Regions from separate parts of the Homo sapiens genome. Here region 1 is linked to region 2. The links are chromatin loops, found by intact Hi-C in ENCODE. Cell type or tissue: Caco-2. All regions are shown on one strand. Links, peaks and the distances in the headings refer to the core of each region. The heading gives the core; the rest is flanking DNA. Region 1 has its middle 77 kb from the start of MIR920. Region 2 has its middle 33 kb from the start of SOX5-AS1.

Region 1 (9,464 bases), core at 2,282-7,281, 120 kb after region 2:
ATCCTTATTCCTAAACAGAGAACACTCAAACCATTGACTTCCTTGTAAATCTGAATATGTATAAAACATCTCAGGATTCAAAACTGAGCTATAAAGCTATAATATATTTCATTGGCATCAATTTCTTCAGAGAGATCAGAGAAATAAGCAATACCTGTATGACCATAGTCTTTACTTATAATGGTATACATGATAAAATCCACATGTTATTTTTCAAAAAATGAATTTCTAAAAATTTACACCCTTAATTTGTATTCTTTCTATAAGAACACATCACTCATCATGCCTTTAGGGAGAATCCTTGGTCCATTCACTTATCCTTCCAACAGATCCCTTTTTTCTGAACATCACTTCCTCTCTAATTCTCTACTAACACCACCACCCCTCCCTTACCCCCATAGCTTCCTATCTTTGACGGTGTATGTATGATCGAGATCAGAAATGCCAACCGGTCAGCATTGACCTACACTATTAATCCATTACTTTGGACTTTTTATGTTTGAAAAACACTTAAGTAGTGTGAAATATGGTATAGGTATTTCCCTATTTTGTTTTCGCAACCAGGGTGAATTTGCTCATAGAATTTAAAGAAATAATCTGTTCATTTAGGAAAAACAAACAAACAAACAAACCCTGATAAGTGGAATCTGTACCACCACAGTAATGGTCTGAAGACTCTGTGTTTCCTTTGCAGTGTGGATTCTGATGACGGTGCACGTATTCATTCGTATATCCTAAGGAAAGTATCATCTTATCCAGGCAGAGGGCAGGCAGGTAATGCACTGGTGTGCTCCACAGGGCTTGCCAGTACCTAGCTTTAGAGCTAACTTCTTAACACCCCAAGCAGTTTCCTTCAGGCGAGACTCCATTGGCTAAAAAGAATCACCCGTTAAGCCGAATTTAAAATGCTCCAATTTTTAAATATGGGAATATGGAGAGCAAATGTCCTCTAAGAGATTAAAAATTGCAGTGTGTGTCTTTAAAAATAAAATTGTTCAAAACAGCAAGATTGAAGCGGTCCGTTCTTTGCAAAACCAACAAACAAAAAACTATTTTTGTGGGCTAACCACAGAAACAGGTTCTAAATACATTAAAATATTTTATCCCATCATTTGTTTTGACCAATTGACCACAATATTAAAAATTCAATCATGGAGCAGCTGACAAGTGCAGTTGCCTAATTTTATTTAAGAGTTTTTTTCCTTTTTCCATTTTTCCATCCTGTTAACGCTGCTGCCTGTGCCCAGACAGTAATGGGCTTCTTGTATGCCCACGACTGTTATGATCATGTAAATTTATTGGTGCTTAGAAGAAGCGAGCTATTAAAACATTACAACAGCCATTACAGCCGGGCTCGTGTTGGCTTTCGCTCCCAATGAACATATGCTTCCGAGTGAATGCCTAAACTCTTATTTATGGATTTAATTTAATATGCGGAAAGAATTCAAAATTAAATTTTGTGTCTGCCTCCAGAGAGTGTCAGTGTATAATAACATGGTAATTTTTACACATCTTTATGAGAAATGGGAAAATTAATTCTTTCTGACAAGTTGTAATTATTCGACTTGGAACAGTTGCAGCTGAGCAGTTTGCATGCCTGTTGTCTGGTGTTTCGCAGTGTAAGGGGAAAACTCAGGGATGGAGATATATTGTGCATCTGAGAGTTTCTAATAGCTTCTGACATTTTAGCCTTGCATATTATCAGGGTGCTCTTTAAGGAGTCGAGGTATAATCTATTATGTTGCCTGGGATACACACAGTTGCAATAGCCTGAACATCCTTCAGCAATTTTTAAAATGGGGGGAATATCTCTAGGATCATCCTGTAGATGTGCATAGTTGAAATTGATGAGAGAAATTTTTATGTCTCTGAAGTGTACCTATTATTATCTGCTCTTTCGCCTGGGTACACTCAGAACTGAAGGTCATTTTGTAAAAGTAGCATTTTAGACCTGAATTTTTAAGAATAAATATGCTTAAAATGAAAAACGTGTATTTTCTTACCTGACTTGCAAACATTTTCCCCATACCCATCCCCCACCAACCTCCTCTACACAAATGCTTCTGTAATACATGCCCACTGTCCTGTTCTCTAGATCTGATGTTTAAGTGTTCATGAAAAAGTAGCAATAGCTTAATGCACAACTAAACCAAAACACCACTGGCTATGTTAGCAAAGAAATCTGGAGCATGTTGTCTGTGAAGAGATGGTATACTGATTGACAGGCCAGCCTGGAGGGGAGTGGTGTCATCTCTGTGTATAAGATCAATATAGCCCTTGTAAAATAAATGCAAACTGCGATGTAAGAGAATATTCGCAGATGAACAGGAGAAAAAATCAGTTCTCAAAAGCAAGCACACTTCCTTTTTTGCTTTCGTACTTCTGCTAAAGAACACAGGAATGAACAGCTGATGATCAAGTGGATACGCCTCCGTTCTCTGAGTTGGTGCACTGAAACTTCCTCTGACATTGTTCTAAGTGGCAAATTTTGGCTAAAAGTTTATGTTTAAGAATGAAATACAAAGCAGAGCTCGACCTATTTGTGGCCTCCAAAATAGCATGATACCTTTTTCTTATTAAGGCTTGAGTCCTGTCCTTAATGGATAATTACATTCCACTATACGCAAGTTCCTTGCCAGCTCCGTTAGCTACCGGATTCTTTACTTTATGTTCTAATCTGCCCAACAGTGGGCTACTGTAGTTCAAAAGATATAGCATATCAGGGATTGGGGGTGAGTTTGATCATATCTAGTTAAAAGGCACAAACAGCATCACGATCCTGGCTACGGCCAATTGCTTTGAACTTTACGTGTCTTTTTACTGATTCTTGCAGGCAGGCTCTCATTTATTCTAACTCATTGTGATATCAAGAAATATAATATTTGTGAGTTGGGAACTTAGGTATGATCATTGTCAAGGCTAATGTTATAAAGGCCTAGAATGAAGTTTGAAGACTTACAACAGAGTTTTTTTGTTTTGTTTTTGTTTTTGTTTTTGTTTTTTTGAGACGGAGTCTCCCTCTGTCGCCAGGCAGGATTGCAGTGGCGTGACTTCTGCTCACTGCAACCTCCATCTCCAGGGTTCAAGTGTTTGTCCTGCCTCAGCCTTCTGAGTAGCTGGGATTACAGGTGCGCGCCACCATGCCCGGCTAATTTTTGTATTTTTAAATAGAGACGGGGTTTCATCACATTGGTCAGGCTGGTCTTGAACTTCTGACCTCGTGATCCGCACGCCTCGGCCTCCCAAAGTGCTAGGATTACAGGCCTGAGCCACCCTGCCTGGCCTAGAAAGAGTTTCACAGCTCAGCAAAGGGAGCTTGATATCAGCCCCCTCCAACCTTGTACCTCCTCAGTACAAGGCACACCAGAATCTCAGGAGAGAACTTGCCCAGTGTAGATTCATTATTTTGCTTTATTAGACCACATATGCCGTCCATAATTGTCAGTAATGACTGCATTTATTTTGGTGTTTATACAATACATTGAATGTTTTCCTATGTACAACAAACCACTAAAAAGAAGCTGGATTTTGGAAACTGGATCATGAACATGTGAAATATAAATAGTATACTTCATTTTTAAGATCTATTCTCTAAGACCAAGACACTTTAAAGTTCCAGACCTTTATTAGCTCTGTTCAGGAGTGAGTGATATTTTTGGAGCACAGTATGAGATTTTGGGTGAGAACAGGTCTAAAAGAATGTTTATAGTGTAGTAGACATTAAAACTCTAATTTATTTGAGCTAAAGTGTAACAAAGGCCTTCAGTCCAGTCTGAATACAACAGATAGCATACATATTTAGAAACAAAAGCAAAAACAAAACCCTAACAAACTAAATTCAACTTTTGGAGTCGAAGCAGGGGCTTTTGCCAAAATGGGAATTTGCTGTTCAAGCAGCCTTTTTGTTTGTTTTTGAAGGAGTGGGAAAGTCATTCTCTTTAGGCATATGCTTGGAGAGGGTCTGAAAGATGCCTTGATCAGCCAAGACTGCCCTCCCCACCTTCCCCCTCACTGCTACAAGTTCTGAAGCCCCCTTAAACAATAGCAGCACATCCCTCATTAATTTAGTTTAGTCATCAGAGCATCTCTATGAGGCAGGTGCTGTTATAATCCCCTATGCACAAAGGAAAACTTTTAGGGTTAGAGAGGGCAAATAATTGCCAAGTTACATAGCTAGTAATGACAAAGTGATACTTAAACCCGGCTTTCACCATAAGATACTGTCCTTCTTTGTCTGAAAACAATGCTTGCTTGCTCTCCAGGATAGCTATTAAAAGTAGAACAGAAACAGAATGGGATTTGGGACTGCAGTAGATTGGATGGTGGTGGAATGAAAACCCATGACTCTACTCCACTGCGTGTCTCCCCTTAGGATTTCTCAGCATCCCTTGAGGACTCTCTGGGCCTTCTGGTTACCCAGATTCCAGAGCTTGGTCCTCTGACTTCTCTCTTGCTCCACGTGTCCTGTCTGTCATCATTTTCTGGAGCTTTGACTTATAATCTCTCTTAGATTCTTTGTTCCTTTCCATTCCCATTTTCAGGATCCTACTTCAAACCCTTAACCCATCTCTTTGGGACTATTTAAAATAGACTTCTATCTTGCCGATCCCTCACATCATTAGAAGATAAATTGCCCTAAAGTATAGCACTGATGGAGCCATTGCCTGGTTTAAAAAAACCTTTAATGGTTTCATATCATCTACCAAATGAAATACATCCATTTTAGTCTCAGATTTCAGGCTAACTTCCCAGTGATTTCAAGTGCATTCTTTGTGTTGTCACTCCCTGAACACATGCAGCCCTTCCCAACATCCACATCTTGATTTCCACCTCCCCCTCCACTTGGACTGCCTGCCCCCAGGCCTCATGAACTCTCATTCTCCGAAGGTCCAGACCATATGCTGCTTTTTCTCTTAAGCATCCCCAGATCCCATCCTGACAGCCATCCCTCCATCCTCTGAACATCCAGAGTGCTTTGTTTACATCTGTCCTGTTGTAATTATTATAAGTGACATTTATTTATATTATGTACATATCTGTCTTATCTCTAAGATAGTAGGACTTTGGGAAAGCAGAGAATCCTAGTTATTCTCATTTATCTTTCACAGAACGCCAGTGCATTCCACAAAGCAGATACTCAGTAATTATTTACTGTATGTGTAAAAGGCTAATCAGCTAAAGATTATACAGGAACGAGGTTGGAGTCCAACACAATCAGATTTATTGACTTAGTAAGGGAGGGAATTCCAAGGAAACATGGAATTCCTATGACAAGAGTTAGGAGAGAGCAACTTGTGTTAGGTTGGCTTCTTACTGAAGGATTCAGAGGAGGGTCTAAGGGAAGGAGGGATCCGTTTTGGATTGGTTGCTATATCTGAGGCGGGATTGGAAGTGGGAATTAACTTGTGATTGGATACTGTCATAATTTAGGCTAGGGTGGTTTAGCAGCAAATGGGTATTCCCAGGAAGAAATGAAAATAGCGGAGCAGGTCTGGGGTAGAGTGACATCAATAAAAATGAGGGAGTCCTTAATGGCATTTTGTAATTCCTGCATGGCCTTGGGAGAAACAGTGTTTTCTGTTTTGTTAGTTTGTTTTGTTTGCATTTGGCTTTTTCTGTGTCTGTCTTTGCAGCCTGATTCATGGCAAGGCTGTTTTCTTTCAGTCCAGGACAGATTTTAACTTTTACAAATAAGTGAATGTATTTTTAAAAATACAGAGGAAAGGTACTTTTTTTAATCCCTGGATTATTACTTAAAAACTAGATAGTGGAAACTAATCATTATGAACGGTTGGGAGAATACTGTTCTCCTTATGTTCAGTGTTTAAAAGTGAATCTCAAATAAATTGTCAACACTTATTTTTACTTTTCCTTTGGGCAGCTTTCTTTGCCTTGCGTCACTGGGTAATTCTGTGTTTTTGTTCAATTCTCCCATCTCTGGCCCATTGTTCATTCTTAATACAGATAGAGAGCTATAGAGATGTGCTGAGAACATTTTCACCATTTCTTCATTTTCTTGTTCACCTCCCTCTCTCAAATGTCTTTGGTTTAATGGATCAGAAGCCTGGTTTTGTGTATGTGTGTTTATGTGTGTGTGTGCATGTGTTATAAATAAACACATTTATAACACACTGACACAGACACACAAAGTTGGTTTTAGACTGTTTTTATTAAAGTTTTCTCTAGAGCAGAAACAAGTATAATCAATGCTAGAAATTGTTAAGCCACTTTCTTCTGAACCTGCAATCTTTAAAATTAAGTGAAAATTCCTGATGGCAGGCTTTTTCATGGTATCCTCACACACAGTGTTCTCTGTTGCAGAATTTCTCACAGCAGTGGTTTTTAAAAGGTGGCAGATTCCATCCATTCCAGCAGATACTTTTCTTCATTCCTTCTGAATGAACCCACTAACACAACCCTTAAAAATTTATTATTTTTGTCTTTAAATGGATACCACAGCTGAAATCATATATTGTTTGTCTCAATTTAAACATTAATGTTTCTTCACCTGCATTTATCAACCTGTCTGCAACCAGAATGTTTAGAAGCAACAATTTAAAAAAAAAAATTACCTCATCATTTTAGAATTCACAAGAAGAGGTGTTCCATTAGCAAACTGCTCAATTTCTGATTCAGTAGAACAAGCTAATTTGCCCTAAAGTAGAAGCCTCCCTTCCTGATTTTGTCAAATGTTACCTGGGCAGCTCTGGTCACGTGGCAAAGAGAGAGTATGCCAATATTTTTGGTGTGTGCTATATATCAGAATGTGATTCTAATCATTATATCCCTATTTGCATTTCTCTGGCTGTCTGTTTTCTTTTTAATTGGGTTATAAAACAATTAGTTAACACCATGTCTTTTTAGAACTACCCGAGAGGGCCAGGAGCTGTTTGTTCTCCCTGGACCAGTCGGGGAGAGGACCCTAAGGAATCTCATTTTATTTACAGCAGGGTGAAGGTCACATAGAAACAGTTTTTGTTCTTGTGCTCTTGCTTTCTGTTGTGACCTCTCTTGCATTGTTTGGCATCCCCGCCACAGTCCCCCACACCCCCCTTTGTGCTTTGAAGAGCCGCACACCAGGTGTTCCTGTTCTGAATTACACATGAAAGAACCACATCCCTGGACTAATTAACTAGTAAACTGTACCCACCTCCCCTGGGTTTAATTGATGCTGCTCTTAAAAGGGGAAGGCAGTTCCTCACCCTATCTGATTAGACACCATAGTCATCTCTTCTTTATCTTTCTTAAATGTAGAGGATGTTCCAGGTTATTTTGACAACTAGGTAAGGCGCCAGAGCCAATAGGACAGTTTGTAAAACTATTACCCTGGATGAAAGGAAACTATTCCAGACTTTCCTTCATGACTTTTTAAAGCTGTTCGCATGACTCTTTCTCCAGGGAGTGACATGTACAGAGTAATCTACTTGCTCGCAGTAGCAAGACCCAGAATCTCATCAGTAGTTTTATGCATTTCTGCAACGATTTTCCTTTTTATTAAAACAGAGTGGGAAGCCTTTATGCCAGTGAGTGCTTTATATTCCTATTGTTATTTTTTACTGCAGTGTTGGAAATATTATATAACTATTAAAATGTGTAGAATTGGATGTTTTATCATCTTACCTCCAAGGATAACAGCGCTAGGTTGACTTTATCTTTTACTTACTGCAATCCTGGTCTCCTGATGTAATGACATGGTACTTTGGGCAGTCCTTTCTAGGCATGGACAGGTTGTTGTCCAGGGAAATGAGGTAATTAGATGTATGTGTAAACCCTTGCAAAAGCTTATCATTTCTGTTCTTCCTGTCCCCTCCTTTAATGTGTTTTATCCTGTTTTTTTAAGAATGTTAGGATTCAAAATTTAGTTTATGAGTTCTGTCGTGTTTTCCATCATCATTTGGTGGTGGCGTTTTTGCTTGTTTGATTTTAAAACTAGAATTCAAATATTTAGAATCAATTTTTATGTTGGAAGGAATTTTAAAAATTCTCTTTAAGAATAGTTTCTGTATAAATTTGGTTTCCTAGAGTTGCTTCTTAAAATTCTAACCCAAGTATACGGATACTGTATTTCTAATGGTTTCCTCCTTCAGAATAACTTAAGAGCCTCCTTTCTCTTTCCATTGTTTTCCCACTTTACATGAACATCGATGGACATTTAGTCCTGTAATAACTAATAGCACAGGATGTGAGAAGTCAAAACGAATTAAAAATATATATAGATACCACATTGTTTTCCTAAAGTGTTAGTAAGAAATCTTTGGTTTTGTAAAACACATTAAACCTTAACAAAAGGTTAGTTATCCTGTTGGGAAGCTTTGCTCTTCCCAGGGTGTTCGAATGATTTACTTACCAGTTGCACACAGGATATACATAGCAGGATCATTCTTAACTGTTTAATTTGTTTAATTGAGAGCTACTTGGTCATGGGCATTGTCTGATTATCTATCGTTTCTGTATTCCAACCCATAGCAGACTACTTGGCACATGTATGATCTACACGTTTGTTGAATGTAACTGAAGTAAGCCTTTTATTTTTAACTTTTTACTTAGCATTAGGGATTGAAGAGAGCCTGGAATGGGAACGTAACACAATGTAGAGCAAACAGAATCTCTCTTAAATTATCAATGAAATGATAACAAGGATGTGGTCGTGCTCCTTGAGCTAAATAACTTCAGTAAGTCTGAATTAGCCCCTGACATGAGAGATAAAAAAGAAAAAATGCAGGAAATCTAGTCCGTGTAGACAAAATGTATAGGTCATGGATTTGTACCCAACCATCCTGTGAAGTCTAAAAATACTTGTTTTAAACAAAGACACCATTTTAATAAAACAGATGTGTACCCCTCTTTTCTCCCTCTCTTTTTTGCACATAGCCTACACATGGCAATCACATGAATTTATTCTGTGTGCCATTATTCACATAGTTCATAATTCCTAAAGTATAAATAACAGCAGCTGCAGAGCTAAAATCATCCACCTGATATTCACTTCTGTTGTACATTTTCATCTTCTGCATATTCTTACAGTGAGATTATAAATATATGTAAAGTTAATGCTGCATATTTAAAGTGTTAGTTTAGTAATGCATTCTAATTTAAAATGGATTATTCTTAAATTGTGAAATGTAATCAAGTGGTATAAATAAATAAGTTCAATGAACAATCATTGGGCCTTTATTTATGTGATAGATGCCGTACTATATTCTGGGTTTTGAAAAATGCATTCAATATCTCTTGCCCGCTAGGAACTCCCAGTCTAATGTCAAATCATGTCACAGAAGTAAAACTCTGCAACATGGTGTTATAAATGCTATAATAAAGACATTTACACAATACTGTAGGTGTACCCAGGAGAGTTAATAACTCAGAGGAGAATTAGTACAATTAGCATGTAGATCCTAAACACATGCTATGCATATTTTACCTGTTAATCTTAACACAAAGATTAGAACATTTTATGCTTTCTG
Region 2 (9,464 bases), core at 2,040-7,039:
TGCAGGAGCTCTGTTAGAAAAGTAACCACCCTAAATCATCTCTCTTCCCCTGTACTATACTCATTAAACATCAATTAAGATGTATTGGTTAGCAATAGGTATATTGTAATAATAATGATGGCTAACATTTATTACATGCTCACTGTGTGCTAGGCACTTTTCTAAATGTTTTTCTATGGATTAACTCTTTTAAGTCATCGTAACAATCCTATGATATTCTACCAAGTTAGAGGAAGGTCAAGTAATTTACCTAAGTTCCCTTTGTAGGTAGTGGAAACGAGATCTCTATTCCCATATAACTCAGTACTAAACTCCAGCTATCTCCTGATTAACAGGTCACCCATCATGCTCCTCGTCAGCGAATCAGTGAAAACGATGCTTCATCATGCTCTTCTCCAGTGTGCCTGTTTTCCACAGATACAGCTTTTATTCTGTTACTTCTTCCTCACTCCCTCTCATACCATCCCCACCCACTCCTCTCATACCATTCCCATCTTACCCTTGGAGTAAGTGAGGAAGGCCTTTTAAGCTTATCTTTCCAAGAAATATTTATTTCTACATCTCTTTGTGCTTGTAATTCTATTTGGGTTTTTTTCTTTACTCTTATTACCACTTCTTAATCTCCAATTCGTCTTTCAAAATCAAATCCAACATCAAACTTCTTCAAGATGACTTTTCTGTAAATAATGAAATAAAGTTCCTCTCCCTTACTAAAATGTTATTTTTTTGAATTATGGAATCTAAGATATACACGATGAACACTAACAGTATTTAGGCTGTTTCAACGTCCCACCGACTATAGAAATTCTTTTATTTTGTTCTTTTATAGATCATCACCCAACTTGAATGTTTTAGTAATGGATATTCGTTACTTATCAAGCCAGCCTGATGCATTGTTGGACACCTATAATACTTAGAAAGTTTTTCCTTTTAATAATTCAAAATTTTCTTCCCTGTAACTGCTTGTCATTGATCTTAGCTGTTTCATTTAATCTATTTCATTGATCATATTCCATTTAGCATTTTGTAGTGTGTTAATTGTATGGTTCTCAAAATTCTGTCTTCAGTAAGTTTGAAAATGCCTTTTACTTAGGAATCACAGTTTATGTTTTTCTATTTCCCTCTGTACCTTACATACATAGCACAGTCTACGTATGCAATAAATACTCAGTAAACAATGCATTGAACTGTGTTAATAGCTCAATATGCGTGTATATGTAAATATATACACACAAATGTATAAATAGGTTTTTCTTAGTTTAGCCTAACATTTAAACACGATAACAGTGCCTGAGAATACCTAATCTACATTTGCAAAACCATGTGCGCGCTCTCTCTCTCGCTCACTTGCTCTCTCTCTCGCTCGCTCTCTTTCTGTCTCTTTCTTGTGCTCCCCAACACTGTTCCACATTGAATATATAGAATGCCAAGTTCCTAAGATGTTCAGCACATTTTATCATACTTTTATGACAAGCATTACTTTTGCACCAACCTAAAAGTACATTAATTAATCTATTTTGCACTGGAGGAAACACCACCAGAAATCTAGATACATTACCTATTGAATGGAAACCTGAAAAGATAGTGTCTTCCATCCTGGAGAGGTAGCCTAGAAGAGTGGTTAAGATGGAGCCTTTGGGCTCACCAGAACTTGACTGCCGTTGTCTAACTGTGCGATCCTGGACAACTTCTGTAACTACTTGTTGCTTAGTTTTTCCATCTCTAAAATTGAGATAATAGTACCTATTTCACAGAGATTTGGACAGTAAATGAATTAATGTATATAAAGTACATAGAGTACATATCTAGACTTCAATATATGTTATTATTGCTAAAAAGCACTCACCTAGTATCTGAAAAAATCTTGTAGCTAAGATGATATAGGAAATAGCTCTAATGATTCCTAGTGATCAACTTTACTTTAGTTTATTTTCCACAATTCCATAGACCTTAATTTTCTTCAAGAGAAATTCTTATGATTTTTGTTTTTTACTGGAACAGCCAGATCAAGAAGCTTTTCTACAGGAGTGATTTCTAACAAATAACAGGTAACTTGCTAACAAATAACAGGTAACTTTTTAATATTATTATTAAGAGTGTTGTTATTAGAAAATGGCTAACAGAATTTAGTTTTATTAGCCAATGGTGATAAAATAATAATGATGTTTTATAATACTTAATAGTTTTCAAGTGCTTTCTTTATGCATGATGTCGTCTAAAATGATAACAATAATTCCCATTTTTCATTGCTGCTCAAAGGTAAACCATGTAACTCACTTTGTTTGTTTGTTTGTTTGTTTGTTTTGTTTTAATCAGGTGAGACTGGCTAAATTCAGGAATGTTTAAGGGTCATGGGCCCAAAGCCAAATATGGCTTAGTTCTCAGAATAAGTGTTTTTGTGTGTGTGTGTGTTTTTTGACGGAGTCTTGCTCTGTTACCAGGCTGGAGTGCAGTGGCACGATCTCGGCTCACTGCAGCCTCCGCCTCCCGGGTTCAAGCGATTCTCCTGCCTCAGCTTCCCAAGTAGCTGGGACTACAGGTGCCCGCCACCGCGCCCAGCTAATTTTTTTTATTTTAGTAGAGACGGGGTTTCACCATGTTAGCCAGGATGGTCTTGATCTCCTGACCTCGTGATCCACTTGCCTCGGCCTCCCAAAGTGCTGGGATTACAGGCGTGAGCCATGGCGCCTGACCAGAATAGGGGCTTTAAAAGAAAATAAAACCGTGTTGTCAGAGGCACTAGTTGTACAATTAAAAGCACCATCAACTGGATCCTTCTGTGGGAGGCTGGAAAGAGGTTTAAATAAAAACTGGAGCTTTGGTCGGGTACGGTGGCTCATCCCAGTAATCCCAGCACTTTGGGAGGCCAAGGTGGGCAGATCACGAGGTCAGGAGTTCGAGACCAGCCTGACCAATATGGTGAAACCCCATCTCTACTAAAAATACAAAAATTAGCCAGTCGTGGTGGTGCGTGCCTGTAATCCTAGCTACTTAGGAGGCTGCGGCAGGAGAATTGCTTGAACCTGGTAGGCAGAGGTTGAAGTGAGCCAAGACTGCGCCACTGCACTCCAGCGTGGGCGACAGAGCAAGATTCTGTTTCAGAAAAAAACAAAACAAAACAAACAAAAAGACCCCTAGAGCTTCAATCTTGTTCTTCTAAAATTTTTGTGACTTAGAGAAATCAGAAATCACCTGGAACAATTTTGTGCATAATATACACATATTTTTGTATGCACCTTTATGTTGTACATGCAAATGTATATAATGAATGTAGGAAGATATTATTTCTGAAAAATTTGTTTCTTCCAAAATACAAAACATATGATCAAATGAGAAAATCATTAAAAATTTAGCAATGATAATTAGGAAATTATGTTTTTCCTAAGGCCTTTCTCTGACTTTTCATTCAACTTAAATACCCTTCTTTGCAGGAAAGAAACATTTAAAACATGGTTCCATTTATTAGGTGTCTGGCCATGACTTTCTGTACCCAGCAACCAAAGCAGGCCACCCAAACCTGTGAAAGTACTTTCCCTTCTATTCACACTTCCAAAGGGTTAACTCAGAAGTGCTCTATTGTATTCCTGATGGTTTTCTCTGCAGAAAGCCCAGTGGGCTCTTTCAAGGGGCTCTAAACAATGAGCTCAGTGAGGCTGTTCTGTCTAATTACTCAAAGACAGGGATGCTAAAGAGGAATTAATGACAGTTGACAAGTGCAATTAATAATTATAGCAAAGCCGGGAGTCATGCAGCAGGCAGATGACAATAACGGGGTAACTGTACATGGCAGTTTTCGTCGGTTTATGCTCTGTGTGTGTGTTTAAAGTGAGAGGCTTTGTGCAGGATGGGCCATGCTTCATGCTGACAGGGGAGAAACTATAATTCTGCAACTCTAATGGATAGTCAGTCATTCCCCACCCACCCTGCCCCTCTTCTCTCTCACTCCCTCTCTCTCTGTTCCCCTCCCTCATTTTCAACTCTTCCAATTTGGTGAAAGAAAGGCAGTGTAACTTAAAACTTAATAGAAAAGAGCTACAGTTAGCTTTCCCTATCAGCTGGTGACAAAGCTGCTTAAAATTCCTGTTGGGCAACTAGAAGGAGAAGGGCCCGGGAAAAGGCGGTCGCAGAAGTGGGATTTCCATATCAAAGGGCAAGCCTTTGGCTCTGAATGGTAATTAAAGTACCCCAATTTCATCTTCGTGGTCAAGCCATGAAAGGGGAAAAAATTAGAGAAAGAATTTTTCAGTCCCTTCAGACTACAGAATGGAAAGCCATAAATTAAATGAAAGCTGAGCTAAAAGGTGTCTAACACTTCAATCTTTGCATCTAATGGAATCTATGATATTTCTCAACCATTTATTCCGTTCACATTTTCCTTCTGCACTGATTATGAAAGATATAATGTCTGCTTACATTTATCTGCCACACATCTCGGGCTTCCCAAGTTTGCATAGCTTATCAGTTTTCATTACACTGCTTTGGCAGCTCAGTCATTGGGGAAGGTTTGCACACTTTGAGCAAACTGACCTGTTTTAAAAATTCCTTCTTTAGGTAACCAAGAAAACATTAACCAACTAGGTCAATTTTTGATATATGTTGGTATGACTTAACAACTTGGGGTTTAAAATGCCGCAGATTTCACTTTTATTTGCTATTAATTGAGCCTCTTTTATTGATTGCTGGGGCCATTTTACTGTCTTTTCTCCAACACTCCCATTTCAAAAGTCATGGCTTTATGAAATAATTATTTTAAATTGAAGTATGGAACTTATAAGCAGTTTCAAATTCGTTAAAAAAGAATTTCTGCCACTTATGTTCCGGGAAAGAAGGACTTAGAAATCTTATTTCATTTTTTGGATGAGATGTTAAACTTGGACCTACCTCTCTATTCATTAAAGATCACAGAGCATTTTTTTTCCGAGTCGAGAAGCCTGGCCAAACTCCAATGTAGATAATTACATTCCACCTACCTAATTCCCTAGCTGCTTTAATTGGAAACAATTCCACTTTACTCTCCATCCCCCTTACTTCTTGTCCTTAAACTGCTTTCTAGTTTGTCAGGCATCTTTCACAAACTGTCATATCTCTTACACCCTCAAAGTACTGTTTTGGAATTGGGGTAAGATAAATTATACAGCCATAGAGTAGTACTTAAAGGTTTGCTAAAAACGTGTAAACCATGCAACTATAACAGTGAATTTCAGCCTACATTCTCAATTATGTTGGACCCAATATTTCTAATAATGGGAAAGCTATTTTCCTAAGAATTAATCCATATATTGTCTAAAGGCAATATTGCCACTTTAGGGGCAACAATTGCTTCTTGGGAGACAACAAAAGCTTACTCTTTTTATGTAGACAGCAAAGACACATATACATATACAGTATATCTAGTGCATTAACATTTCATATTTGGACAATTAGGAAAAACTATTTAAAATGGTTCACTGGGGAAGATGCTAGTGAAAAAACTGGAGAAATACTGATTTAGGCTATTATCTACCCTTGATTTATTGATGGTTCAGGAGAGAAAGAGGGCAGTACCGTTCTTTTTGCATTGCTTTCTTTTCTTGTTTCTCTTCATTTGTTATTGAAGTCTGTGGTATATTAATAGTTGAAGAGCCACTGTGATCTCCTCTTCTGTTTCTTACCTCTTCTTTAGGAGTAAAGTGGGTGGACCAACACAGTGCAATTATGAATGATGGAGACACTAGAAGCTGACAGTAATCCAAGTTCTTAAAAGACAGAAAGAAGAATATAAAATTAAAGCCCAAATGAGAAAGATCATAAATAACATTAAAATATGTTAAACACTGTCTTTGAATTATCATTGAAAAAGTCATAGGAAATATATATATATATATATATTTGAGCAGCCCAAAGAAAAAAGAATATGGACAGTCCCCAACTTATAATAGTTCAACTTAAAATTTTTCCACTTGATAACCCAAGTGATACATATTCAATGGAAACTGTACTTCAAGTACCCATGCTACCTTCTGTTCTTCACTTTCAGTACAATTTTCAATAAATTACATGAAATATTCAGCACTTTATTATGAAAGACTTTGTATTAGATGATTTTTTTTCCCTACTGTAGGCTAATATAGGTGTTTGGAGCATGGGTAAGGAAGGTGAGGCTAAGCTATGGTGTTTGGTAGATTAGATGTATTAGATGTATTTTTTTTTGACTTTTTTTTTTACAACTTACAATGGGTTTGTGAGGACATAAGCCCCTCACAAATCAAGGAGCATCTGTGCTAATGGATTGCAATAGAGATACATTTTCTAACTTGCCTTTCCTGTGACCACCAAGAGAGTATATTGACTCTGGGATATCACAGAACAGTTAAGAATATTTAAAAATTATGTCCCGATGAGACCCATAATCCATCTAGTTCAGTATTGTGCAGTGGTACTAAGAATGTATTCTCTGAATGCATTGTTACCTTGTAGATCAAACAGAAAATGTTGACAACACCTAAACTGTAGCTTTCGAAGCAATGGATGATGATGATGATGTTGATGGTCATTACTTATGTGGCACTCACTGTGAGTCAGGAACTGTTCTAAGCCCTTACACTAATTCACTCAATTCTTTCCAAAACAGTGAGGTACTTACTATTACCATCATCTACATTTTTATAGATGAGGAAATTGAGACACAGATAGTTAAGTAACTTGCCTAAGAATTATTTTGGAACTGAAGGATTACAAGAACATATTGTCTATAAAGCCTTATTAAGACTTTAGAATTCTCTCATTTTCACTTCCATTGCCTTAAGAAGAGTTAAATGCCATAGTAAATAACAGGAAACCTAACGCCATCCTTTCACAGGAAATTTGGGGTTTTCAAGGTTTTATGAGATGGTCTTTTCCATTTTGCCTTCAAAAGACAGAATGTCTTAAAATTTTCACTTTACAATGTGCGCCACATTCCTTCTGCATGATAGCCCATTCAATTATATTGAGACTTAGAAAATTAGTATCTTAAAAGATATTTATATGGGGGTTTCCCACACCTCTTACAAATAGTAACTATGCTCTTGTTTTCCTTTTGTTTTGCCGTTTCCATCTTTGCTTTAAAGACACTGAAAAATATAAATGACTTGAGGGGACTCCCAAAGATGAATAAGGATCAATGGTGTCTTTTCTACTATTTCTAGTTTTGGATTTTCTAGATTAGTCTTCATTTTCTAGATAAGATCCTATGTTGTATCTATGTTAGTATCAATAATCAATAAAAGTTGAATCTTAGATCCCTTTCAAATTATCTGCAAACTTACAGGATAAAGAAGTAAAAAAAAAAAAAAAAAGATGTGCACGTGCTTCTCTGATGATTTTTATGAGGAGCTGAACAAGAATTCAAATATTAATCTTTTTCTCAAACAAAAGTTTATGTCTGAGCAGCTTGGCAGGAATACGCTTGCCTCCTTTCTCTTGGCTTTCTCTTTGTTCCCACTTTTTCCCTCTTTTCTTTTTTTGTCTTTCTTTTCTTATCTCAATGTCTCTGTATCTCTTGTTTCCTAGCTGAAGTGCATCATTTTCTGCTATTGTGCTTAAAAAACTTGGCTGCAGGGGCTCTGAAATGAATAAAAATGTAATCCTCACTGTGCCCATTGTGTGCTCTCATTTGTTTTTGCTGTATCGATTTATCAGCAGAGGGAAATTACTTGCTGGAAGAGAGGATGCCAGTCAGAATGACATTTATTTCATAGTACAAGGAGGCTCTCCAGCGTGTTTCCATGTAACCTAGATATTGGAGCTGTAAAAGGGCTTGTAACAAGGTTTAGTGCTATGATTAGATCGTGTGGAGCACCTTGCTTTCATAACAACAGGCACTCTGCAGGAGCTGGGGCCTCGGGTTATGGTCAACCCTCTTTTTTTTTTTTTTTTTAAAGCATAGACACAGAATTCAACAATTTCCTCCCCACCTAAACAGTTTCTATTCCAAAAGCCAAATCTTGCAGACTTACAAGAATAAAAGAGGTATATTTTTAGATGCCCGAAGCTTTCATGACATCAAATTAAATGCAAATAGATGAAACACTTGCCTATTAATCCCCTTAACTTTTTTTTTTTGGCCTTTCCCCCTTTATTTTGGAGAAATTTTTCCATTTTAATTCACCAAAGCGAATCTTTTCATTCAGTGATTGTAAGTTACATGTGCTTAAGGCTACCAATTACCTGTGAAACCAAACACATTCTCTATGTAAAAACGAAGGCAGGTGAGGCAAATTGTGACAGCAATTGGTTTTGCTTAAATACTAGAGGTAAAATTTCGTAGGTCTTTGCTATGATTCTTATATGTCTGACATTAGGAAATTAACTTGTTTCATTATGTTCCTAATTTTCCATAGAACTGATACAGTTGGGATCTATGTAAAAGACATTTTTTCCTCTAAAGAATGAGAGGAAATGGGTCTGTTTTCTAAGGAATGTGCTCATTTGTGTAAAAGTATATAGGAGATGTCTTTCTTTTCCCACCATTTCTTCACTGTTGAGATTTGTTCATTTGGTAATGTTGGCAAAAGCAAAAATGATTAAGATTTGCAGAATGAAAAATATTAAACTTAAGCTGGCAAATTTAACGAAAATCTGCACTTCTGTTTTTAGCAGGAATTTTTTTTTTTTTTAATAACTGGGTTTGTGATGCTGAGGTGTATTGGGCTGTGATAAAATATACTGTCTTATTAATTTATTTTTAAAAAATCTGGCCAGGCACAGTAGCTCATGCCTGTAATCCCAGCACTTTGGGAGGCTGAGGTGGGCAGATCACCTGAGGTTGGGAGTTTGAGACCAGCCTGGCCAACATGGTGAAAACTTGTCTCTACTAAAAATACAAAAATTAGCTGGGCGTGGTGGCAGGCGCCTGTAATCCCAGCTACTTGGGAGGCTGAGGCAGGAGAATCGCTTGAACCCAGGAGGCAGAGGTTGCAGTGAGTCGAGATCACGCCATTGCACTCCAGCCTGGGCGACAAAAGTGAGACTTCATCTGAAGAAAAAAAAAAAAACAAAAAACCCTAACCATCCTAGTTCAATAGGACAAGGATATCTCCTCAAAAGGGTCTGGAACTTTCACTCATATTTAGAGCTAGGCTATAATATAGACTGTCTGACCCTAAGAAATAAGGCAAATGGGACCTATTTTATTAAATGTAAGAAGTATTTCATTTTGGGAATTCAAGAAGGTCATCAAAACGTTAATGGAGGGAATGAAGGAACTTCCTGCCATGCTGAATCTTATCAGTAAAATGTATTTTGAGACTATAGTTGTTCAACCTTAACATACTTTTGGCAGTTAATTAGACAAACCCTAAAATTGGATCAAGTCTATAAATGATTAGGATAAGAATGAACCAAGTTAAATTCCTAAATACCAGGTTTATGAGAAAAATAATGAAGATCTGTATTTATGTAGAAGTACAGTAATTATATAAATCTTAGTAGAAGTAAGTTTTTTT

Evidence for each region. Hi-C counts contacts between places; a loop is a spot of excess contacts. Peaks named below come from ENCODE experiments on the same cell type or tissue, not always from the same donor. Only the 100,000 strongest peaks of a DNase experiment are listed, where the experiment ranks them.
Region 1: a loop joins it to region 2, with 8 times the contacts of the local background. A loop is called at or near these places in 1 of 110 quality-filtered maps.

What each region holds. Positions count from the first base shown.
Region 1 is chr12:24,131,171-24,140,634 of GRCh38, reverse strand. It overlaps a transcript of SOX5 not described here. Among named protein-coding and RNA genes, the nearest start is that of MIR920, 77 kb to the left of the region's middle. In Caco-2, for the core only: no CTCF peak of the experiment used is centred there; DNase peaks (open chromatin) are centred at 4,884, 5,374 and 7,054.
Region 2 is chr12:24,251,123-24,260,586 of GRCh38, reverse strand. It overlaps a transcript of SOX5 not described here. Among named protein-coding and RNA genes, the nearest start is that of SOX5-AS1, 33 kb to the right of the region's middle. In Caco-2, for the core only: no CTCF peak of the experiment used is centred there; a DNase peak (open chromatin) is centred at 4,466; H3K4me3 peaks cover 239 bases.